Linked DNA regions of Mus musculus: all the other regions are linked to region 3. Evidence: chromatin loops called from intact Hi-C (ENCODE). Cell type or tissue: heart. All regions are shown on one strand. Region 1 holds the start of Ctxn1 (cortexin 1). Region 2 holds the start of Clec4g (C-type lectin domain family 4, member g). Region 3 overlaps Cd209g (CD209g antigen).

Region 1 (8,000 bases), 120 kb before region 3:
TTTGGAACCACGAAGTCCTGGCTGATCTTCTCTATCCAAGAATAGCCTGGTACCCCCAGAACACAGCTGAAATTGTAGTTGGCTTCCAGTAAGGTGTTTGTAAAATGCTGCCTTGAGGAAGCGCTGGGTGTGGGGCATGGCACTTCTACCTCATGTGCCAGAAGCCACGAGTTTGCTCACTAGCACTGACACACCAGCTGTGGAGACCATGTCTACCATCCTGGCACTGGGGAAGGAGAAGCAGCAGAGACATCGTTTTTTCATGGTTTTGTTTTTTTTAAGATTTATTTATTATGTATATAGTGTTCTGCTTCCATGTATGCCTGCAGGCCAGAAGAAGGCACCAGATCTTATTATAGATGGTTATGGGCCACCATGTGGTTGCTGGGAATTGAACTCCGGATCTCCAGCCCCAGGCTCATTTTTTGCTTCATGGCTACCTTGAGCTACATGAAACCCTTATCTCTATAGCAATAAACAGCAGAAACCCACCAGGTAGGGTTGGCACTCCTTTGTGTGTGTATAATGTGTTTGTGCCACAATGCTGTGTGGAAGCCATAGGACAGTCTCCAGTGCTGATCCTCATCTCTTATCTTGTGTGGGACAGGGTATCTTGTTCACCACTGTGTGTGCACCAGGCTGGCTGGCCAAGGGTTTCCAGAGCTCCTGTCCCCACTTCCCATCTCACTTCAGGAATGCTGAGATTACATACGCCCAACTTTACATGGATTATGGAGATTTGAACTCAGGTCATCATAATTGTGCAAAAAGTGCTTAATCACTGAGCCATCTCCCCAACCTAGCACTACTGCTTATTCGAGCCACTCCCACTTCTGTTCAGCATCTGTTATTTCTGAAGTCCAGAAATGCCTTCAGGCCATTTCCTGTCTTAGTTGACTCCAAGCTCAAACTGCTCTCCTTGTGGCTACATGTCCCCCAGGCTCTTGGGGCAGTGGAGGGTGGCACGTTGGATGTTCTGTGAGAGAGGCTACTTAAGCTGTGAGTTCTAGGGCAGCCCAAAGGGTTGGGACAAATCCTAGAAACGGCATTTGAATCCAGGCCAAGATTCCAGGGGAGGTGAATCTGGGAACAGTAGAGATCAGCCAAGAGTCCCCCAGCTTACCCTGGGAGTGTACTTCGGATGATGCTGTGAATTACCCACTACACTGATTAATACTGATCCTACTTGGACGTATGGCTCTTTCCATAATGAGAAGTGTGCAGGTCTGGCCAGCCAAGAGTGGCATCCTTCTGGGCTTGGACTTGTGCTCTTGGCTTCTGCCAGTTTGGGTGTTAGGGCATATAAAAGTGGCTATACCTCTGGGTGTAACCCAACCCCTATCAGTGGCTGACTACATGGGCATATTGCCTCTCATTGCAGACCTACAGCCAGCTGGCCCACCCTATCCAGCAGGCCAAGGCTCTGGGCTTCCAGTTCCACTCCCGAATTCTGGACATCAGCAATGTGGACGTAAGTCATCCCCAAGGAAGCAGACAGTCAGAGTGAAGCAGCAGCTGACATAGCCTATAAATGAAGCCAGACCTGCCGATCCCCCATACTCACGGCAGGGCTGCTTGGGCTACAGAGTGAGTTCCACACTCATCTAGGTAACTTTGTGACACAGTTTCAAAAGAGAAAGTAAGACAAGGCCTGGGGATATGCCAGTGCTAAGAGTCCTGGCTTAGCATTTGTAAGGCACCGGCTTGAATTCCTAGGATGGTAACAAACAAAACTGTTGACCTGCCTCTCAAAGCTTTCCGTATTTCTGCGCTTGAAGTGTAAGTGATTTCCAGCCAAACAATGTGGCTTGAGTGATTGGTTGATGTTTGGTTGGTTTTGAGGAGAGGGCTGGTCTGTGTTTGTGTGCACATATTAGCACACATGCTATTCATACAAAAAATGAAAAATAAAAACAAAATTCTATGCGGTGAGCCAGGCATCGAGAGACACACCTAGAATTCAAGCACTCTGGAAGTTGAGGCAGGAAGATCCCATGAGTTTAAGGGTAATCTGAGCTAAATGACTTTATTGTAAAATACTCTTTGTTAGTGGGTGTGGTAGCTCATGCCTATAATCCCAGCATTTGAAGGCTGAGGCAGTGGGATTCAGGCCATTCATAACTATATTGTGAGTAAGGCCACCCTATGTTACCTGAGACCCTGTATCAAAATAAAAATAGGCTTTGCATTACCTATTAATTACAAAATGAAGCTAATTTTGCTTACCTGTACTTGGCTAGGATGCTTATTTCATTTGGTGTTTTAATGAGTTTTCCATGATACTTTCAAGCGTGTTTATCAGGACGCAGCTCATCCTGCATCCAGGATCCTGTGTTATTGGGCAGGTGCTGAGCCCTTGAGCTCCACTGGCAGTGGTGCCCCTGCCTCTGCAGCGTGGGCCCCTAACAGGCAGTTCAGCTTCCGTCACCAGAACTTCTTACCTCGTAGGAGCTGCAGGCAAAGTGGAGCCAACTTCCTGCCTTCCTTCACCCCTTGGTTTTATGAACCTGCATGGACCCAGTCTGGGAACAGAGAAATCCCACAGTTGAAGGCCTGGAGTTGCCCATGAGAAGGAGCTCATTGGAAAAAAATCACTCCTCTAAAGTCGGGGAGGGTGGTACCATACCTTTAGCACGGCAAAGTGTCAGACTATAGGACAAGTACAGAGTGCAACTTTGGGGCGTTTCATCTCCAGGGTTGTGAGCATTGGGTGGAGGTGTACAGTTCTGAGGCCTGTACTTGTGTGTTTCCTGCAGCTGGCCATGGGCAAGATGATGGAGCAGGGCCCAGTGCTGATCGTTACCTTTCAGGCCCAGGTGGTGATGGTGATCAAGAACTCCAAAGGCGAGGTGTATGATGGTGACCCGGTGAGTGGTAATCAAGGGAATGGAGGTTTGGGAGTGCTTCTCACATACAGGGCCCTGTGCATTGCACGCCTCCCCAGCACAGAGCCAGGCAGAAGCACCACAAGTACGAATTGAGAGCTTTTTGAAGTCAGAGCACCGTTTCATCTGACCACTGACCAGAGCCAGCAGCCCGGGAACCCCTTCCCTGTCCCCCTCAGTAGCCCTTCTTTCTGTACACCCACCAAGCCTGACCCCTCACCCTGCCCGGTCTTCACAGGACAAGGTGCAGCGAATGCTGTACGTGTGGGCACTCTGCAGAGACCAGGAGGAGCTCAACCCTTATGCTGCCTGGCGCCTTCTGGACATCTCAGCCTCCAGCACAGAGCAGATCCTCTGAGGGCAGCAATGGAGTCTAGGCAGCTCGAGGCTAGACCATCATGGGACAGACACACAGAGACACTTTGCCACATCTGATACAGCTGTGAACAAGCTTCTGCCCCAAGTTCTTCAGGGCAGCTGTGAAACCAGCTGGACAAGGGAAGAGCTTGGGGTGTCTAGCAGGATGGGGACTGTCTCCCAGTGCGTCCGTCACAGGGGTTGCTGGCAGTGTCAGAAGGCCCCAGCCCAGGACTCCTGTCGGGTGAGGCCTGGCCTGCTGTTCTAAGTAGTCCACTGGCATTGCCTTCCAAGCCACTTTAGGTCCTTTTGTTTTGTTTTGTTTTTGTTTTTAAATCAGTGCTCTTACTTCCTGTACATAAGCCTAAGATCTGGACCTAATAAAACACCAAAGCGCAGAAGAGCAGTTTGAACGGTTTGAAGTGTACCTCTCTGCTGGGAAGGCTGGGACTGAGGGCCTGTCAGAGACCTAGGTCAGTGAAGGATTGTAGCCAGAGAGAGTGCTGCTTTCTCGGGCCAACACCCTGCCCTTTTGTGGGAAGAATAAGCATCCCAGCTGTCTGGGGTCTCAGTTGAATTCGGGGTTCCCTAAGGCTTCGGGGCTTAACTAACAGAGACTGGGGTAAGGGGTTGCCCGGGAAGAATACGGATACAGACACCGAGGTTAGGAGAGGCTTCCGTGGGAGAGGCGTAAATGCCCATGTCCTGGCGAGGTCCTGGGTGCTCTAGGAGCTGGAAGCTGAGGCTGTCTGGGCTGGCACAGCGGTGGGAAGGTTCAGCCTTCCGATAGGCAGGCCGGGGCGGGGTCACAAGCCCAGGCACCGCTCCTAACACAGCCACCACCCCCTCGCAGCCCCGCCCTCGTCGCCATGGGAACAGCCGCGGCGGCTGGGCTGGCGCGCGGCTCTCCTTCCTCCCTCGGTCTCCACCGCTCCAGGGGCGGGTGGGGTGGGCTGAGCCGGGGCTGCCACAGCCTCCGCCGCTACCACTGCCACCCGGGAAGACCAGAGCAAAGCAGCGCACGAGTTCCGAGAAAGAGAGAGAGAGAGGGGCTGCAGGGCGGCCGGTCCCCGTCTAGGACCAAGGGTGAGGGGGGCGCGTTGTAGCCCGGGAGTCGGCTACGGTGGGGGAGGGGGGTCTTGGGCCTTGGAGAACAAAGGGAGCGGGGCGGGGACCAGTTCAAACAGTGCAGCTCTGGTCTCTGTCCCAGCGCGATCGCACCTGTTGTGCGCGGGCTGGGCAGATCTAAGCTGACCTGTCCCGGCTCTCAGCGACCCCACCTGCGCGCACCGCTGGAGTTGAGTCCCCGCGTGGCTGTGGCGGCGGAGCGCACAGGCGGGGCATGGGCGTAGCCCGGAGACGACAACACGGACAGAGATGATGCTGTGGGATACAGCAAAGGGGCTACTCCAGAAGGGGTGGATGGAGGTGCAGGAAGGGCATAGCCTCATCCCCGCGGACCCCGGGGTGGGTACCCCTCTCTCCTCAGAGCGCGGCGATGTGAGCTATGAGTTCGGCGTGGACACTATCACCGGAGCCGCTGCCGCCGTCGACGGGGCCCCCGGTGGGCGCGGGCCTGGACGTCGAGCAACGCACGGTGTTCGCCTTCGTGCTCTGCCTGCTCGTGGTGTTGGTTCTGTTGATGGTGCGCTGTGTGCGCATACTGCTAGACCCCTACAGCCGCATGCCCGCCTCGTCCTGGACCGACCACAAGGAGGCGCTCGAACGCGGGCAGTTCGACTATGCGTTGGTGTGATGGGGAACCAGTCGGGGCAGGTCCTTAGGGTCATCCCCGTGGAGGGGTGCCACCAGCCTGGACTGTGCTCAGGGTTATGCCTAGATGCCCTAGCTCGAAGTTGAGGGCGTTCGGAGAAGTCCAGTCCTTACCTACCTTAGCTACCCATCTTCCTTCCTGGCCAGGCCAGAACCCCACCTGGTGCCTTTATCTACCCTGTCCCCTTCTCTCTACATACTTATCCTCATTGCTGATCCCTCAACACTGAGTCCCTGGTGAGTGAAGGACCCCGCACCAACCTCAGCTTTCCCCAACTACCAGGCATGCTACATTCTTTCCTGGAAATGCGGACACCTCTTATCTCTTATTTCTTTGTTATGGTCATCCTCAATTTCAGTGCACTCCTTGAGTCCTGGCCCTGGCAGGCAGGCTTTCTTCGACTCACATTGGACGCTGCCTACCTATAATGCACGGTACAGTTTGCCTCAGAGACAGACCCAGAAACCCCACCATGGCTGCTGCTTGTGTTGATAATATCTGGCACTTTATGTGCGGGAGTACAAGCAGGCTCATCCCCTTCCCAGACTCGGCCCCAGCACAGGTTAGAGTGCCTTTCCTTTGTCCCACCTCTCCCATGTCCCCCTTGTCCCCATGCCCTTCCCTTGCCTTTCACACCTCCCCGCCTCTGAACCGTGGCAATTATAATAAAAGCTATTATTGAGTGCTTACTGCATGTGAAGCAGATTGCTGAGTTAACCAGTCCTGTTCTTAGCCTGTTTGCTTCTGAGGGTTTGTGACAAACAGCCAACAAGCCAAGCTCCTGTTAGGATCCCCCATTCTACAAGCCAGGGGACGACTGGAAGTCCAAGCCGCTAAAATAACTTGCCCCCAAGCCATTGATCTGGAATCAAAACCCACATCTGCTCTTGCCTTTGACTGCTGCCTAATCCTGCAAACACCCAATTTCATACACAACCCTTCAGTAGCTTTGGAGGTGGGGGGCTAGTAACCACCTCCAGCCCCTCCCCCATGGTATAGTTGAGACAACCCCACACGGGGGGGGGGGGGACTATGGGGAGTTAGCCTAGAGGTTATTTTCTAAAACCATACCTATAACCCCCAAACTCCTGAGCCTGGTCCCTCTTGTCCCCATCCAGTGTGTCTTAGAAGCTGTGGGTTTGGCTTTGTGAGGCTGTGACTAGGGAGTGGGCTGGCTTGGCTCCACAATCTGCCTGGGAGATGTGTTGAGATCCTCAGGGAGCCGTGTGCAACGTGTGTGGGGAGAATTGAGCTTTTCTATAAAAGGAAAGCCATGCGAAGGCACAGCTCAGAGAACAGAAATTTTACTCTCAACTTGTTAGGCTTGGGGGAGGGTGCTATGGTGGGAGGGCATCTGTTTCCCCAAAGAGACCTAGCTCCCCGGGCCTGTGCAGTACTCCATACCCACAGAGCAGGTGGAGCTTCTGTGGAAAGAACTACAGCATAAAGGGGTAAGTGGTCTTGGGGTTCAACCATAACCGCAGCCACTCCCTGCAGCTCTGTAGTCCACACTATCCTAAAGCTCCTCCAGGTCTGCCTCCCTCATCCCTGTATTTCTCGGGGTGGTTAAGGTTCCAGCCCCAGTTTCAAGAGACACTCCCTTCTTCCTCCAGCCCTCTCTCTGCTAGTCCCCCTGGCAGTCCTCTCCATGGAACCAGGGCTTTGCTCCATCAAGTGGGCCACACGGCCAACTTCAGTCATCTATAGAAAACTTGCCCCTAATACCCATCCCCACAGAACCAGCCCTGCTTTTCTCTTCCATCTACATTTGTCAAAGAACCATCCACATGGTCACCAAGGAGCTCCTTATGCCAGATTAAGGTCACTCCAGAAAACAGCTTTGTAAATTGCCATTAAGTTTGTGAGTGCATGATATAGGTGTACATGCATGTTTATATAGCATGTGTTTGGCCAAACAACTTTCAGGGGCTTTTTTCTTCCTCACCTTTACATGACTTCAAGGATTTGATCTCAGATGCCAGGCTTCATACCAAGTGCTTTACCCCTGAAGCTATTTCACCAGCCCAGGTACCAGCTTTTGCCAGTGACAGCACTATCTCCCCTGGCATTTCACTCCAGCTCCCAAACTGTGTCATTTCAGAGCCCCCACTCTTATCTTTATGTCAAAGGGGGAATCACAGCTAGGTAGATGATAGCTTTATTGAGGGTTACAGGACACCCCAGGAAAAGGTGAAGAGAACCATCCAGAGGTCCACTGAGGTGGGGAGAGTGTGCTGGGGGGGATCCAGATGCTAGAGCCACACACAAAGGGGTAATGATGTGCTGCTATTATGGCAGAGAATAGGCACAGTGGGCTAGAGACACTTGCCCCAATCTACCAGTGCAGGAATCCTGCTTTGTGTAGAGCCTTCCGTCTCTCCAGCCCTCATTCATCACAATTGTGCTTCACTTTCTAAGGCTGCTGGTGTATACAGCATCTGAAGGCTTAGCCTATGGCTGAACACTGTGTCAGGAAGTCCACAATCAAGTTCCAACACCAGTGGTGCTGGACTGATGTTCTGGGCAAAACTCAGCACATCTCGTCTGCTGTACTCTTCACCTCGAAGGGCTGGGGGCCTGGCTCACGAGGCCCAGGGGTACCAGGAACGGGTTCAGTGGGCAGATCCCAACTGCTTTCCAGGCCAGCCTCGGCTCTATGGGCTCAGAAGCTTGAGGACTAGCTTGGTCAGGCTCCTCTGGCCCTGTGGAGCCAGTCCCTCCATCTTCAGTCCCAGGCCTGGGCCTCTTCTCTCCAGGGAGAGCGGTCTGGGGAGCCATCAGTTGAGCATATGTTTTGGTCATATGTTCCAGCAGGGCCGTGCAAGGCAGGTGGGACAGTTCCTCTGGAAGTGCCATGAGCAGGTTAAGGACCACAGCTGACTCTGGTAGAAGGAAAGGAGAAGAATGAGAGGACAGGTTTTAACATCCCCCAGACAACCCCCTCGCAACACAAACACAGTATAGCCCTCTCCTCCCTAGTAGCT
Region 2 (8,000 bases), 420 kb after region 3:
CTTAATTGTTTCTGAGACTTCTAAAACTGAAGGCACATCCAAAGGGGTTTTACAGAAACCATTAACCAGACGGACATAAAGAAGATATACTCCACAGGATGCCAAGTGCAAAAGCAGGAGATAAGATATTGACTGAGTTTGTCTAAATAAAACTTCAAGGATGGCTTAGTCTTAAACTCTCCATGCCCCTGTAACACAAATGGTGAATATCAAGCCAGATAATTGCACGTAGGCATCCCCTATTACAACCTCCTATTCAATTTGTGGTCTCAATTCATGTGCCAACTCACAGTGAGCTTTTCTTTCATGTGAACACAACTTCTGAAAGGTGTACAAGTGCTGATAGCAGAGACAGGCCTCTCTCCCCTACTTTCCCAAGACTTAGGCCCTCACAAAAGCTGCTTTAAGTAGCCTCCCGCTACTCCCTGACGACACCTGACTGGGACTTTAATATGGCAAAAGGTAAGGGGCACCTGAAGGTCCACCACCAGGCTCCACTGTCTCAGGGGGCTGCATGACCACCCACACATTTGACCAAGGTACATGAGGTTAAGCAGAGAGCAGAGCGCCAATATACACCCTATGACCCCAGCAGCACTGTGACTATGGCTTTTATAGACCAGGCTAGCAGAAATATCAGGAAAAAGTGCCAAAGGCTAGAAAGACAGGGTAAATCATTGAGGGATTTAGTGCAGGCTGCTGAGAAAGTCTACCCTAAGAGGGAGACAGAGGAGGAAAAGGAGCAGAGACAGAGAAAGAAAGAAAAGCGACCCGGAAGGAATCTACAGAGAGTCCTGACTCTCGGGTTAGAGGATGAATACAAGTTGTTTGAGACCTTGGACAGGGCACCCCAGGAACTAGACTGGTGATTCTAGGCCTTTCCCCAGGCCTAGCCTGAGATGGCAGGGATGGGGAGGGCCACCAACCAGTCCCCTATCCATATGGAGCTCAGAGCCCAAGCCTCCCTGGTGTCTGTGTGCCAATATCCTATATTGAGGGAGGCCCAGAACGGAATCCGGCCCCACATTACCAGGCTCCTGGAACAAGGGATCTTATGGAAATGCCAATGGGCTTGGAATACTCCCGTCCTGCCTGTGAAAAAACCTGGGACCCAAGACTGAGGAGGACTATCCAGAGGTGACTAAACTCCTCTTAGAGGAGCTGAGAGGCTTAAGATACAGAGCCTCAGCCACGAAGGCCCAAATCTGCCAGAGAAAAGTAAGTTATCTGGGCTACCTGCTGAAGGACAGCGGGTTCTGCTCTCCAATGCTGGCTCATAGAGACCATCCTGGACACGGACTTTGAGACCAGCCTATATTACTTAGCCTTTAAGAGACCCTGTTTCCACATGAAACTCAAGAAGAAGAAAGACCAAAGTGTGGATACTTTGTTCCTTCTTAGAATGGGGAACAAGATACCCATGGAAGGAATCACAGAGACAAAGTTCGGAGCTGAGATAGAAGGAAGGACCATCCAGAGACTGCCCCACCCAGGGATCCATCCCATAAACAACCACCAAACCCAGACACTATTGCATATGCCAGCAAGATTTTGTTGGCAGGACCCTGATATAGTTGTCTCTTGTGAGGCTATGCCAGTGTCTGGCAAATTCAGAAGTGGATGCTCACAGTCATCTATTGGATGGAACGCAGGGCCCCCAATGAAGGAGCTAGAGAAAGTACCCAAGGGACTAAAGGGGTCTGCAACACTCTAGGAGGAACAACAATATGAATTAACCAGTACCCCCAGAGCTCGTGTCCCTAGCTGCATATGTAGCAGAGGATGGCCTAGTCGGCCATCATTGGGAGGACAGGCCCTTGGTCTTTCGAAAATTATATGCCCCAGTACAGGGGAATGCCAGGGCCAGGAAGCAGGAGTGGGTGGGTTGGAGAACAGGGCAGAGGGAGGGTATAGGGGACTTTTAGAGAGGAAACTAGGAAAGGGGATAGCATTTGAAATGTAAATGAAGAAAATATCCAATAAAAAATGTAACTTCAAATATATCACATTGCTTTAGGTAGTAATTACATAATTTAACAAAGGGAACCTTACAATAAACTTTTAAAAGCTTTAAAAAAGAGAGAGAGACCCTGTTTCCAAAAAAAAAAAAAGGTGGATGGGGGTCACCATGACAGCTCAATGAATAAAGGAGCTTGCTGCCAAGTTTGGCAATTTGGCTTTGATCCCAGAATCCACATGGTGTAGAGAGAAAACCAATTCTCACACGTTGTCAGGTGAATGTACATTAGAGGGATCTCTAATCCTATGCAAGAACCCAAAACACACAATATAACTAAATAAATGCAATATTTAAAAGATAAATGGTGCCTGGGTAACAACACTCCAATCTGTCCTCTGACCTCCACAATCACACACATACATACATTTACACAGAGAGAGACAGAAGGTTGAGAACCACTGGTATAAACCAAACACATATCTTCTTGGCACTGTGTGTATACATTATGTATGTCTCCTATCTGTGCATGGGTGCTGTGTTCCTGGTCTATGCCTCCATAGACACCAAAAGATGAGTCGTCACACCTTCTGTGCAGGAAACACAGCTACAATGATCAAGCCACAGAGGTTTGATCTGCCCCTCACAGTCCTAGCCTTGCCCAGCACTGCGACTGACCATTAGCTGGCTTCCTACACAAAAGTATTGAGGCCACCGACATGGAAAGGAAGGAAGGGAGGGAGGGAGGGAGATAGGATAGGGCTAGGGTGGAGACTTAAATTTATATCTCTGTCCAGGGCTGGACGCCACCACCACCATGAACACTGGTGAATACAACAAGCTGGGCAGTGCAATTGAAGAGGTCTCCAGAGGTAGGAGAAAGAGAATCACCCCATCGTCCTCCATGGGTTCTTCTGTTCTAATGTTTGCAGTTTGGGAGGGCTGGGGAGAAGAAACGGCAAAACCATACAGGAGACACCACTGTATGGACAGAACTGTGGAATGGTGGTGCCCGCAGCACAGGCATGGGGACATCACATCCTGGAGTGAGGACTTCCCAGGGTCCTAAGGGCTGGGTCCTGGGTCCTGGACTGAGAAACAGCATCACCCAAGTCTCCCCCAGAAAACCTGTGTGGGGACAGGTATCACTCCAGCCACAGACACCTTGTTACATAGATTCTGGTTACACTGGCATAAGAATTCTAAGACTGCTAAATATGCAGCTGGAGCCATGGGTCCCTCCATGTGAACTCTTTGGTTGATGGTTTAGTCCCTGGGAGCTCTGGAGGGTCTGGTTGGTTTATATTGTTGTTCTTCCTATGGGGTTGCAAACCCCTTCAGCTCCTTCTTCAGTCCTTCCTCTAACTCCTCCATCGGGATCCCCATGCTCAGTTCCGTGGTTGGCTGCAAGCATCAGCCTCTGTATTTGTCAGGCTCTGGCAGAGCCTCTCAGGAGACAGCTATTTCAAGCTCCTGTCAGCAAGCACTTCTTGGCATCTGCAATAGTGTCTGGGTTTGGTGGCTGCATATGGTAGTCTCTGGATGGCCTTTCTTTCAGTCTGTGTTCCACCTGTGAAGGCTCAGTGCCCCAATGTAGGGGAAGTCTAGGGTGGTGAGGTGGGAGTGGGCAGGTGGGTATGGGAGCACCCTCATAGAAGCAGTGGGGGGTGGAATGAGATGGGAGTTTGTGGAGGGAAACCCAGGAAGGGGGATAATATTTGAAATGTAAAAAAATAAAATAGCCAATTAAAGACTTTTTTAATTTTTAAAATTAAATTTAAAAAAATTCTAACTATGTTGTGTGGTGGTAGGAGGGTACTTAAGCTGTCTGTACCTCTGTCCTGGAGAGAGCCAGAATTTATCTGTGTTCTACTAGGGCAATTGGGACGTTGGGAGTGCTACAAACAAAGACTTTTCTTCCTGGTCTTGGCTCTGCTGGTGGCCACAGTTCTATGGGCTCTCATTCTGAGCACCCTACTGTCCAGTGGTGAGTGATGTATTTTCATGTGTACATGTCTGTGTCTGAGGGTATGCCGCGGGTGTACAAGTGCCCACAGTGGGTAGATGGCATCAGATCCCCTACAGCTGGAGTTGGAGACACTTGTGAGCCATTGCATGTGGGTGCGAGTGCTAAGAACCAAACTCAGGTTCTCTGGAACAGCATCTCTGAACCATCGCTCCACCGGAGTGATCCCTTTACAGGGACAAGTTATGCTGCCTGGCAGGTAAGGCACAAACTTGCTTCCTATGCGGTGCACCACATGGGGTCCTGGATAGCAATGAGTATAAACCATGGTTCCCATGGGTTTCACCAGGTTTGCCTGAGACATCGGAAATCATATGGATTGTATGATATGATTTTTATGTTATGAATGGAAATTCAAAACAGCAAAAAAATTAAAGTTATAAAGTAACAACGAAAATAATTTTATGGTTAGAGGTCACCACAACATAAACTATATTAAAGGGCCACCGCATTAGGAAGGTTGAGGACCACTGGTGCTTGGCACTGTATTATGCATTTTGTATGTCTCCTGTCCATACCCGGACATACCTGTGCCTCCGTGGATAACAACGTACGTGTCCTCACACACTCTGAGCAGGCGGAGGCTTCACAACTCATGCTTGCATCTCTCTGCAGCCTCCAGCAAGCTCAGGGTGCTGCTCAGCCACCAGGACCTGCTGAGGACAAATGGTGCGTGAGGAGCTGCAGCGCAGGGCGGCAGCGCACCCTTGCGGTGGGAGGAGGAACTGCCAGGGAGGAGGACCTGGGTAGTGAATAGCTGAGGCCGCTGCAATCGGGTTGACTGGTTTGTGTGTGGTGGGTGGGGTCTTTCCAGCCTCAGAGCAGAAGATGACGTTGAGTTCCCTGAAGGATGATATCGGAGCCTGCAGGAATTGCTGTAAGAAAGAGGGGTTTGGTGAAAACTTGAAAGTTGAGGGGCTGGGAAATGGGGCAGGTGGTTTGGGAGAGGCAAGTGGGGGCAAGACTGGTTTTTGCCCCATCCCCATATAGGCTCCGTGACAAAAGCGCAGTTGCAAACCACACTGGCGGAGTTTAAGGACATACAAGCAAAGTTGATGGAGCAGGAGAGCATCCTGAAAGAACTGCAAGAGCGTGGTGAGAGCTGAACACAACCCCCTGGTCCCCGACCTTCATCCCTAATCATAGCCACACCGCTTCTTGGTAGTCCAGTCCTGGACCCTCAGGTCTCTGGTGACTGAACCCAGGACTTCGAATGCTAGGTAGGCTTTCCACACCTGAGCCGTGCCCAGACCCTCAAAGCAGGATTCTAAGCAGGTGCTCTACCTTTGAGTCGCTCTCCCAGACCCTTGCTGGGGGATTCTAGGCAGGTACTCTAATACCAACCTTATTACCAGCACTCATTTTATGTTTTGAGACAGGCTCCATTAAGTTACCAAGGATGGTCTTAAACTCTCTGTGTAGTCCAAGTTAGCTTTGACCTTACAATCCTCCTCTACCTCAGCTTTCTGGAGTAACTGAAACCGCCACGTTCAAATTGATGTTATTCTTGACCGTGACACCATGAACTGACCATGGATATATATTTTGACCTATACATAAGTCCCGGTCTTAACCTCAACTATAAATGTCCACTCTTCTGACCTTGTAGTGACCCAGGACTTGGCTAAAGCAAGCAGAGACCGTGAGAACATCCGCAGTGAGCTGTTCCAGGCACTGGAAGCTGTCAAGCGCCAGAACAGTGAGCCAGAGATAGGACGAGGGGTGGGGGAGGAATGGACCCAGCTGAGGGTTTTCAGTGCTTCTCTTTCCACCAGACATTCCCTTGTTTCTCTGGAACCCCACACCATCCGTCAAATTCCAATGGTCCCTTCCTATAACGGTCTATCTCTCTGACCCTCCCCACCCAACAGGCTCCTGTGAGCAGTGCCCACCATCATGGCTACCCTTCCAAGGTTCCTGCTACTATTTCTCTGAGACACAGGCCACATGGGATACAGCACAAAGCTACTGTGGAGGCCAGGGTGCCCATCTGGTGATTGTCAGAGGCCTGAACGAGCAGGTGCTCAGCTGGGACTTGGAAGAGGAGAAGCGGGGTTTGCCTGAACTGGTGTGGCCCAGAACATTTGGCAGACTTGGCCAGCTGATGTGTCTACCCACTCCTTCCAGGGCTTCCTGAGTCAGCACACACGTGGCCGGGGCTATTGGTTGGGTCTGAGGGCAGTTCGCCACCTCAACAAGATTCAAGGCTACCGGTGGGTAGATGGAGCCTCACTCAACTTCAGGTAAGGAGAAGGCCCCATGAAAAATTTGAAGAGGGTTGAGTTAGACCCTGTGGAAAATGCTTTTGGATATCTAAAGACTAAATTCCTGAGAGAAGATTGGTGTTGATGTTTTGGTGCATATGTCACTGCACAGGTCCATTCATGCCCATGCAAAGACTAGGGGGAAACTCTGGGTAGTCTAGTCTATCATTCCTTACCTTACTCCATTAAGACAGGCTCTTTCGGTGAACCTGGATCTAGGTTGACTAACAGTCAGAAAACCTCAGAGGCTCTCCTGTCTCCAAACCTTACCCTGCTTGGGTTATAAACACTTGCACAACCATACAGAGCTTTTTATGTGACTACTTGGGATTTGAACTCAGGTCTTTGTACAACAAAGCATTATAACAAGCATTCTTTTCCACTGAGAAATATCCTCAGCCCCTGAAATAACATTTAAAGAATGGATATGCTAGACCCTGGGAATTAACTAAGGGTTAAATTCTGGGTCCGTACAAATATACACTGCAGATATAAACTCAATGTAGGCATTCAGAATGTCTAGAGCAGAGCCAAGCAAACAAGCAAGGCCTGGGAAAGGAAGCTTGACCCTAGGTCTATCCTCAGTCCCAGTAACACTCCCACTGAACTACCACAGCCACTGGAACTCTGGAGAGCCCAATGATTCCAGAGGACATGAGGACTGTATCATGATGCTGCACTCGGGGCTGTGGAATGATGCACCATGTACCAATGAGAGAGATGGCTGGATCTGTGAGAAGAGGAGCAGTTGCTACTAAGCCTAGCGCCCATTGCCTCGGGGTGAATCAGAAGGGTGGCTCCTATTCCTTGAGCCCACTACCAAGGCTGTTTTTCCTAATGCACCATTAATAAGAGCCACTCAGCCTGACCAGTGCATGCTTTAGTGACCCCAGCTCTAACTCACAAGACAGTTTAAACCTTCCATCTAACCTGTCAGTCTCAAAATCACTGCTCTAAACCCTGATGGTCTGATCCACTGCCTGTTTCCTAGACACAGTGTTGGAGTTGTTCCATCTTCCTGCATCCCCCTATTTTACCCTCTGACTTGGAGATTTCTTCACACACAGAGAGAGCATCAATAAATGTTTGAAAAAGTAACCTATCCTCCAGATCTGTATTGGAAAAGAATGATCTCTGTAACCCACAAAGGAACATACTTTGTAATTTACTTTCCAGGAAGGATGTGCTAGAACCAAAACTGGGCTAGCGACTACTCAGTGGCCTCTGTCTTTTATCTATAATATAAGTGATGACTGCATCTCACCCCATTAGTGGAAGCTCAGTTTTACACTCTGACATGACAACTAATTGGCACAAAGAAGGAGGAGGTTCAGATAATATGGGTCTCTATCAGGCTGATTACCTTTAATACTGAATTTTTTCCACAATTCTCATCTCTTCATTATGCATTATTTAAATCATACACCTCAATTTTAAGAGGCAACCTTGACTGCCATTATGGAATCAGGACAATGGCCAATCTGTTTTTTTCCAGCTGGAAGGGATCATTGGGCATGACCATCAGAGTATCATCTCCAGTGGGCTTAACTAAAAGACCCCAAGCTGCATTGATGGTCCAACTTGTGTAACTCTAAGGTGGAGAGAGAAAAGAAGGCCTTTGTCTAGTGCCTGGACAGAGATGTGAAGGAGAAATGAAGGCAACAGTTCTTAACATTAAAAGTCTGAGGAGGGAACCAGGAAAGACCAGAACAGAGATACTTTGTAAGTGTCCAGATCAACGTCCATTAGAATA
Region 3 (8,000 bases):
AGCTTGGTTTATGATTGTTGTTGTGTTCTTATTTTTGGTACCTGGATAAAACTTTAAAGCTTCTTATTTGAGGAGTACGGTCATTTCTTTAAAGATCTAGTAGAATCAGCAGTGCACCCACTTGTGTACCAGGAGTGTTTTCTCCATGTGGTGTGTGCACAGCGGTGCTCACATATTGTGGAGAACAGAGGAAAACTTTCAAGAGTCAGATTTCTTTTTTCTCCATGTGGGCTAAGGGGACCAAACTTAAATCTTAAGGCTTATCAGCAAGTGTCCTTACCAGCTGAGCCACATCACTGGGTCTACAGTAAGCATTTCATTCATCAATTGAACTTAAATACTTGATATTTTATTAAGCTCTTATCTTACCAATGTACTTTTAAATATGTGTTTAAAGAACATGGATTTAGAGTCTTCTAACATTTGCCTATAAAACCAAGACTAGCTTGGGCTACAGGAAAACTTGTCTCAAACAAAACACAAATAGAACAAACACCCCTTTTAAAAAAGTCCACCTAAACCAAACCACACCTACAGCACTAAACAGTGATATGTAAGAAAAAAGTGAAATGGGTGGATGTTTATCCTTTTGCAAGACAAATAATTCTTTCCTTCTATAGATTGCCTTGGTAATGGTGTTTTATTGCAGTCACAGAAAAGTAACCAGTAAAACTCCTAACACAAATAAGCAAAAAATGTAAAACCAGAAATGCTAACTTGTTTGGTTTTGATCATTACAAACTGGGGATATATAATAAAAGATCCATTTATATACATGTGTATATATGCCAGCCATTTTATATTTATACACTTATTTATAATTTATTTGGGATGTGGGTAGATGGGCATGCACATGGGGACAGAGCATGTGTGGGGATCAGAGGGCAATTTGTAGATATGAGTTCCCTTCCTCCATCATGTGTTTACAAGGATCAAGCTCAAGTCTTCACTCCCCTTACCTGCGGAGCGGACTCATCAGCCTCTAGTTGTGCTCACAGAATTTTCTACAAATAGTTTGGGATGCTCACATCTGGCTTTTTGGACCCTGGCTGATATGATGGTTAATTTTCATTGTCAACTTAATTTGTGATCACCTAGAAGACAAGTCTGGTAGTGTCTTTATATTTACTAGTCAGGGTTCTCAATAGAATAAATCTCTCTCTGAAACTATATATATTAACATATATATAATTGTTATATATTAATAGCTATGTGTGATCCAGCTAATCCAACAATTGCTGTCGATGAATAGAAAGTTCAGAATCCAGTAGTTGCTTAGTGTACAAGGCTGAATGTCTCAGCTGGTCTTTTGTAGACATTGGAACCTCAAAGGAGTAGGTTTTAATGCCAGTGACGACTTGCTAGCAAGGCAAGGAGCAAGCAGACAAAGAGCAAAAGCTTCTTTCCACGTCCTTACATAGGCTTCCAGCAGAAGATGTGCCCCAGATTAAAGATGTGTCTTCCTGTCTCAAGATACATATGAAAGGCATGTGATCAAAACCTCAAAAGATTCACACTAGGAATGGATTTACCCGCTTCAAACCAAGCAAAACTCTCACAGTGTGCTCTCCATTTCTGGAGTTCATCCCGATGCAGTCAAGTTGGCAATCAAGAATAGCCATCAGAGTGTCTGAGAGTGATTTCAGAGAAGCTTAATTTTTTTTTTTTTTTTTTTTGCAGGGGAGGCCCATTTTTTAAAAAAAGATTTATTTATTTATTATATATAAGTGCACTATAGATGTCTTTAGACACCAGTAGAGGGCGCCAGATCTCATTACAGATGGTTATGAGCCATCATGTGGTTGCTGGGATTTGAACTCAGAACCTTCAGAAGAGCAGTCAGTGCTCTTAACTGCTGAGCCATCTCTCCAGTTCCAGGAAGGGCCATTCTTAAGGTGGGTGGCACCATCTGAAGGGCTGTACTCTAATCCTGAATTTAAAAAAACGCAAGAAAATGTGTTCAATTCTGCCTGCTTCCTAAGTGCAAATGCAATGTGAGCAGACATTCTGGGCACCGCAGTGGGTTTTACCCTCAAGTGAAGAACCACAATGAACATTTCCTTTGCTTTTGTCAGGTGATGACTACAGCACGGAGGAAGATAGCACAGTGGGCGGGTGTCTTAGGGCTCCACCACTGTGATAAAACAGCGCTGCCAAGAGCAACTCAGGGAAGAAAGTTTATTTCATCTACACATCTATCTCACAGTCTCTCCTCAAAGAAAGTCAGGGTAGGAACTCAAGGCATAACTGAAGCGGAAGCCATGGAAGAACATTGTCTCCTGGGTTACCCAGTCTGCTTTCTTATACACTCCAGGCCCATCTTCCCAGCAGCAGCACCAATCACTGAGTAAGAAAATACCCTACAGGCTTGCCTATAGGCCAGTCTTGTGGAGGGATTTTCTTTCTTTTTTTCATTCATTAATTAATTAGTTAATTAATATCCTGATCACAGTTTCCCCTGCGTCCTCTCCTCCCAGTCCTTCTCTTTCTCATCTCCTCCCCAGACATCCTTCCTTTCCCCTCAGAGAAAGGGAGCCATGTAGACATTTTCTAATCAGGGTTCTTTCTTCTCAGATAACCCTAGCTTGTTCAAGTTGATAAAAATACCAATCAGGGCAATGGAACCTTTGTCAAATTGTCACATAAACAGAGTCATTGCTAAACCATAACATTATCTTTCTTGTTTATCCTCAAGATCTCATGTCAATATTAATGCCATAACACAAAATAGTTCAACTTTTAAAATCCCAGGTTCCTTCCTTCCTTCCTTCCTTCCTTCCTTCCTTCCTTCCTTCCTTCCTTCCTTCCTTCCTTCCTTCCTTCCTCCCTCCCTCCCTCCCTCCCTCCCTCCCTCCCCCCCCCCCTCTCTCTCTCTTTCTTTCTTTCTATTCAAGCACTTTGGAAATTCAGCCTCTTGCCTGGATGGTGGTGGTGGTAGTGGTGGTGGCCTACGCCTTTAATCCCAGTACTCAGGAGGAAGAGGCAGGTGGATAACTGAGTTCGGGGCCAGTTTAGTCTTCAGAGTGAGTTTCAGGACAGTCATGGCTACCTTGCCTTGAAAAACAGAAGAAAACAAAAAATTCCAGTCTCTTTAAGACATCCAAAGTCTCTTTCAAAATTCAAGGCCTCTCTAACACTTCAAAGTCTCTTTAAAAATCGCTGTTTGCCTCAAATATTCAAGGACTCTAAAGTCGCAGTTTTCCTAAGCTGTATCCAAGGCTTTGTAACTGTAGGCTTCTGTATACTAAAAAAAATTAAATTCTTTGAACTCCACACGAAGCAGTAGCCAGCGAGGTGGGAGGTACATCATCAGGCAATGCAGAGAGGGTTCCTGATCAAGGAGCTGATTTTCCCTGGGACAGGCTCTCTCTTTGGTCCTGAGGTCAGCGAGTGAAGCAAGGTAACCGTGAAGGCAGAGGCAGAAAAGCAAACAGAGCAACGCTTTCCGTGATGTCTGGCGCCACCCAGAGGACTGAGGGGGAATTTCCCTCTAAGAGTCTAAAAGCTCCCTGAGCGCTCGCTTTCTCTCTCTCTCTCTCTCTCTCTCTCTCTCTCTCTCTCTCTCTCTCTCTCTCTCTCTCTCTCTCTCTCTCTCTCTCTCTCTCTCTCTCTCTCTCTCTCTCATTTTCTTCCCTTCCTTCTTTCTCTCTTTCTTTTTCTTCCTTTCTCTCTCTTTTTCAATAATTTTTTATTCACTTGAAATCCTGATCACAGCCCCCCTCCTTCCTCTTCTCCAAGTCCCATCCTAACAAGTCCCTCCTGCCACTTTTCCCTCCCTTTCTCCTCAGAGAATGGGAGCCCCTCCCCCTTGGGTACTGTCCCACCCTGGGACATCTAGTCCCAGTCGGACTAGGCCTAGCCAGATAGTCCAGGTAGGGTGAAGGGGATCCAATGGCAGGGAACAGAGACCAAGATAACCTGTGTTTTGCTTGATAGGGGACCTACATGAAGACCAAGCTGCACACTTGCTACAGTGTGTAGGGCATCTAGGTCCAGCTCCTGCATGCTCCCTGGTCCAGTCTCTGTGAGCCCCCATGGTCCCAGGTTAGTTGACTCTGTAATTCCTCTTGTAGTGTCCTTGACTCGTCAGGCTTGCTCAAATCTATCCTCCACTCTTGCATCTTCCCAAGCTCTGCCTGATGCTTGGCTGTGGCCTCTGCATGTGCCGCCATCCACTGCTGGATGAAGCCTCTCAGGAGACAGTTATGCTAGGGTCCTGTCTGCAAGCAGAGCATCATTAAGTATCAGTAGTTGGTTCTTTCACAGGGGATGGGTCTCAAGTTGGGGCAGTCATTGGTTGGCTGTTCCCTCAATCTGTGCTCCATCTTTACTCCTGCACAACTTGTGTAGGACACATTTTGAGCTGGAGGTGTTATGGGTGGATTGACACCCCCTCCCTCCTCTGGAAGTCCTGTCTGGCACAGGAGATGGCCACTTTAGTCTCTATATCCAGCTATATCACTCCTGGGCATATACCCAGAAGATGTTCTACTACACCACAGGGACATTTGCTCAACTATGTTCACAGTAGCTTTATTCATAATAGCCAGGAACTGGAAACAACCTAGAAATCCCTCACCTGAAGAATGGATAAAGAAAATGTGGTGTATTTACACAATGCAATAGTATTCAGCTATATAGTAAGGCATCATGAATTTTGCAGGCAAATGGATGGAACTTGAGAATTTCATCCCAAGTGAGGTAACCCAGAGCAAGAAAGAACACTTATAAGTTGCTATTAGCCATAAAGTACAGGACAATCATGCTATAATCCACAGACCCAAAGCAACTGCATAATAAGAAGGTCCCAAGGGAGAGTGCACAGATCTCACTCAGAAGGGGAAACTAACTAGTTATTTGATGGATAGAGAGAGGGACCTATGAGTGTGTGGGAGAGGGGAATGGGGATGGTGATCAGGCATGGGGAGAAGGTGGGCAGGAGAGGGCTGGGAGTGAAATGGAAATCGGTGGAGGGGGACGAGGGGGCATCTCTGGTGACAGGCCACAGGCCTGGTAGTGGGGATGATACGGGGAGTCTATTGGGACCCCAGCTGAGGTTCCTTAGGTTTCAGATACTAGGGGAGGCTGAGCCTTTGGCATCACCAGGAAAAGGGCCTTCCTGGCTGGGAGACAGTGGGCTTGGAGACAGCGTCCCTGAGGGAGAGATGCTGGGAGGGGCTCTTTATCCTTTGCCCGGCCTTAGGTGCCAGGAGAAACAGGCTCACGGTAAGGGGAGCACCAGGTGACACTGGCTTGCTCCTTGAGGACATGGAACCTATTGGGGAGGTGGAAGAAGCACATGACACCAGGCAGAAGGTCGAGCCAAGACAAAGGGGGGGGGCAGGAAGCATGGTCTGGGTTTCTGCAGCCTGTGGCTGAAAGCACCTTGAAGTTTGGGTGGCTCTTTGTAGCCTTGGGGAGCCCAGAGGGCTGGTCATTCCTCCACTAGTTCCATGGAAGTTTGTTTTGAGAGCAAAGGATGTGCTAAGCTCTAGAACCACCAGATGATGACTGTGGCATTTTATTTGAATGCTAGGTACAGAAACCTGGAAGAAATGCTTGGGGGTCTGTGAATAAAAGAATGAATGAACTAATGAATGAAGAGAGAAATAGAGGCATGTGGAGATGGGAGAGACAGACAGACAAAGAGAGAGAATGTGAAAACATGAATGTGAATGAGAATGCACCCAGTGGGTGTTCAGGTACCAAATCAGTGTTTTTAAAAATATTCACCCAGGTGTAGTGCTGCATGCCTTTAATTCCAGCACTCAAGAGGCAGAAGCAGGCAGGTCTCTGTGAGTTCAAGGCCTGCCAGGAACACATAGTGAGACTCAAACAAACCATAAAACAAATTGCTCACAACCCAAAGATGTTGTAGACACTAATATACTAGCTAACATGAAACATTCCAAAGTTTTACCAATGAAGACAGAGTCAGAAATAGAGAATCCACTAAATACAACACATCAAACCATGTATACACTTAATAGTTTATTATTTTATTTGGGTGCTGGGGATGGGACTCAGAGAGCCACCCATGCTAGGCAAACTGGGGTGTATCATTGAGCTATACCCCAGCCCCAAGCGGGTGTGACTCTACTGAGGGGATTTGTGGAACTGAAATCACCCACAGAGGAAGAGGGAAGCGCTGCAGGGTAGGGTGCCTCAGGGACTCTCTCAGGATCTCAGAGGTCTCAGAACAGGGGCACTGGGATGAACAAGGCAGCTGGAACGGGAGCAGAGTGCCCCCAAGTTGCCTGTGTGGCTAGGGGAGCACAGACCCTCAGTAACCAGGGCAGGGAGCCGAGGGCTGCTCACAGACCCAGAAGTTGTTTGCAGTACAACGGCTGTCATTCCATTTATCTTCTGCCATTACCACGCAGTCCTCGTCCCCTTCATTATTGGGCTCCCCTTCTTTCCAGAAGCTGTAAACATTACTAGTTATCAGAGACAGCCATCCTGCCCAGAACCATCCACTCCTCATTCACTGCAGAAGTCCTGGGTCTTGGGCTTTCATAGTCAAAGTCTGAGGACCAAGCCAGTGGACAGGAGTCCAGGGCAGGGCTTAGCAAAATGTGGGATCTCATTTTGGTCACCACATCATCCCCACGCGAACCATGCCAGCAAGGTGAAAACGCAGATTCTGGGGACTCAGACTTAGGCTCAAAAGACAGAAAGTCCAGGGATGTGGGGTCCTGGATTTAAAATGTGCCTGGTGCTTTCCAACACTGAAGACCGTGTTTAGAGTGAGGGCCATCTCCCTGCCCCATGCCTCTGAGGGTTCACCTGAGTTTGAGTGGGGTGTCATCTACCCACTGCCAGGAACCTTCACTTCTGTGATCGCTGAGGCCGATCCAGGTGAGCTGATTCTTTCTGATGTGCCAGTATTTGAGGAATTGCTGAATGGAGGTGGGAGTCAGGAGGATGGACAGGAGGATACCTCCACCCTCCAAAATCCCACTCTTTCCTGCCTTCACGCATGTTCTTTCTGAACTCAGGCCTATTGCTGTTAATCAGGTTTTCTGGCATACGATTGCATCCATGGGTGGGGGTTAAAGGGCACACAGGAGGAAATAAGTTAATTTACATCTCAGTTCACAGGTGTATCTCTGGAGGGTTACACGATGACTCAGACTTTCTCTACTCCCTGCAGGTCCAACTGCTTTCCCTCTGCTCTTCCCCCAGAGGACCTCCTCACTCCATTGTGCTTCCTCCCACAGGAAGCCCTCCCAGACAGCATCTCCTTCACATCCCACAGCTTCCTATCATCTAGAGTCCAATGCCCAGGACAGATGGACCCACTCACCTGCTCTGAAACACTGTTGACAATCACCAGGTGGGCCCCGAGATCCTCGCAGGAGGAGGCAGAGGTTTCCCAGCTGCCCAGGGTTCTGGAGAAGAGGTAGCAGCTTCCCTGGAAGAGCTCCCAGTCCCAGGGACAGGGCCGGCACAGGCCAGCTACGGAGCAGACACTGAGTTCAGTGGCTGGCTTCTCTTCTCCCTTCTGCCTTGGACCTTAGAGCCCAGAGCTGGTCTCTTATTTTTTCAGTTATCCACTCAGAGCTCCCCAAACCCAGACCTCAATGCATGTGCTCTGTCCTGCCTGCCTCAGTGGAAGCCCTAGAAGGTGGATGCCAACCCATCTGATGACCCCTCTGCTCTGTCCTAACTCAGGCCTTGGAGTCTCACCCAGCGAGGCGTTGAACTGAGTCAGCTGCTGCTGAATCTGCTGGATCTGCTCCAAGCCGGAGTGTGTCTGCTCCCGAGGAACGGCAACTACAAGGAGAGGTTGGCAACAATTAAGCATCAACTGCGTGCCTGCTCCAGAGCTGGACCCATGAAATCACACTGGTGGTCATATTGACCCCAGGACCCCATTTCACAGACCACAGCACTGAGTCTCAGACTCTGTTAGGCCCAACAGGTCTCTGGCCTCCCCCATCATGCCATGCATCCAGCACGCCTGTGCCCATGGTTACCCGCCTCGTACAACCTCAGAG

What was found. A loop is a pair of places that touch in the nucleus more often than their neighbours do. Peaks named below come from ENCODE experiments on the same cell type or tissue, not always from the same donor. Only the 100,000 strongest peaks of a DNase experiment are listed, where the experiment ranks them.
Region 1: a loop joins it to region 3, with 6 times the contacts of the local background. A loop is called at or near these places in 7 of 42 quality-filtered maps.
Region 2: it touches region 3 in a loop (3-fold over the local background); 12 of 42 quality-filtered maps call a loop at or near these places.

Annotation. Positions count from the first base shown.
Region 1 is chr8:4,255,379-4,263,378 of GRCm38, reverse strand. Snapc2 (small nuclear RNA activating complex, polypeptide 2) reads right to left here. Exons shown (of 5, transcript NM_133968.1): 5 at 7,159-7,898. The coding sequence ends at 7,573. It overlaps Ctxn1 (cortexin 1), which reads left to right and starts at 4,105. Exons shown (of 2, transcript NM_183315.2): 1 at 4,105-4,328; 2 at 4,732-5,733. The coding sequence starts at 4,750. The coding sequence ends at 4,998. Timm44 (translocase of inner mitochondrial membrane 44) reads left to right here. Exons shown (of 13, transcript NM_011592.2): 11 at 1,382-1,471; 12 at 2,757-2,867; 13 at 3,124-3,648. The coding sequence ends at 3,243. In heart, a CTCF peak has its summit at 4,938 (motif pointing right); DNase peaks (open chromatin) are centred at 4,088, 4,498 and 4,908; H3K4me3 peaks cover 2,121 bases; H3K27ac peaks cover 2,566 bases.
Region 2 is chr8:3,715,420-3,723,419 of GRCm38, reverse strand. Clec4g (C-type lectin domain family 4, member g) reads left to right here and starts at 2,769. Exons shown (of 9, transcript NM_029465.3): 1 at 2,769-2,829; 2 at 3,834-3,944; 3 at 4,599-4,652; 4 at 4,798-4,860; 5 at 4,974-5,078; 6 at 5,593-5,682; 7 at 5,855-6,003; 8 at 6,111-6,226; 9 at 6,864-7,349. The coding sequence starts at 2,775. The coding sequence ends at 7,005. It overlaps Gm16553 (a long non-coding RNA gene), which reads right to left. Exons shown (of 5, transcript XR_003947358.1): 3 at 4,726-4,858; 4 at 4,512-4,636. In heart, a CTCF peak has its summit at 4,696; DNase peaks (open chromatin) are centred at 4,689, 5,669 and 5,899; H3K27ac peaks cover 490 bases.
Region 3 is chr8:4,135,686-4,143,685 of GRCm38, reverse strand. Cd209g (CD209g antigen) reads right to left here. Exons shown (of 8, transcript NM_027343.3): 5 at 7,690-7,776; 6 at 7,307-7,458; 7 at 6,787-6,899; 8 at 5,979-6,425. The coding sequence ends at 6,284. Among named protein-coding and RNA genes, the nearest start is that of Cd209g, 5.0 kb to the right of the region's middle. In heart, CTCF peaks have their summits at 1,762 (motif pointing right) and 3,454 (motif pointing left); a DNase peak (open chromatin) is centred at 3,415; H3K27me3 peaks cover 1,036 bases.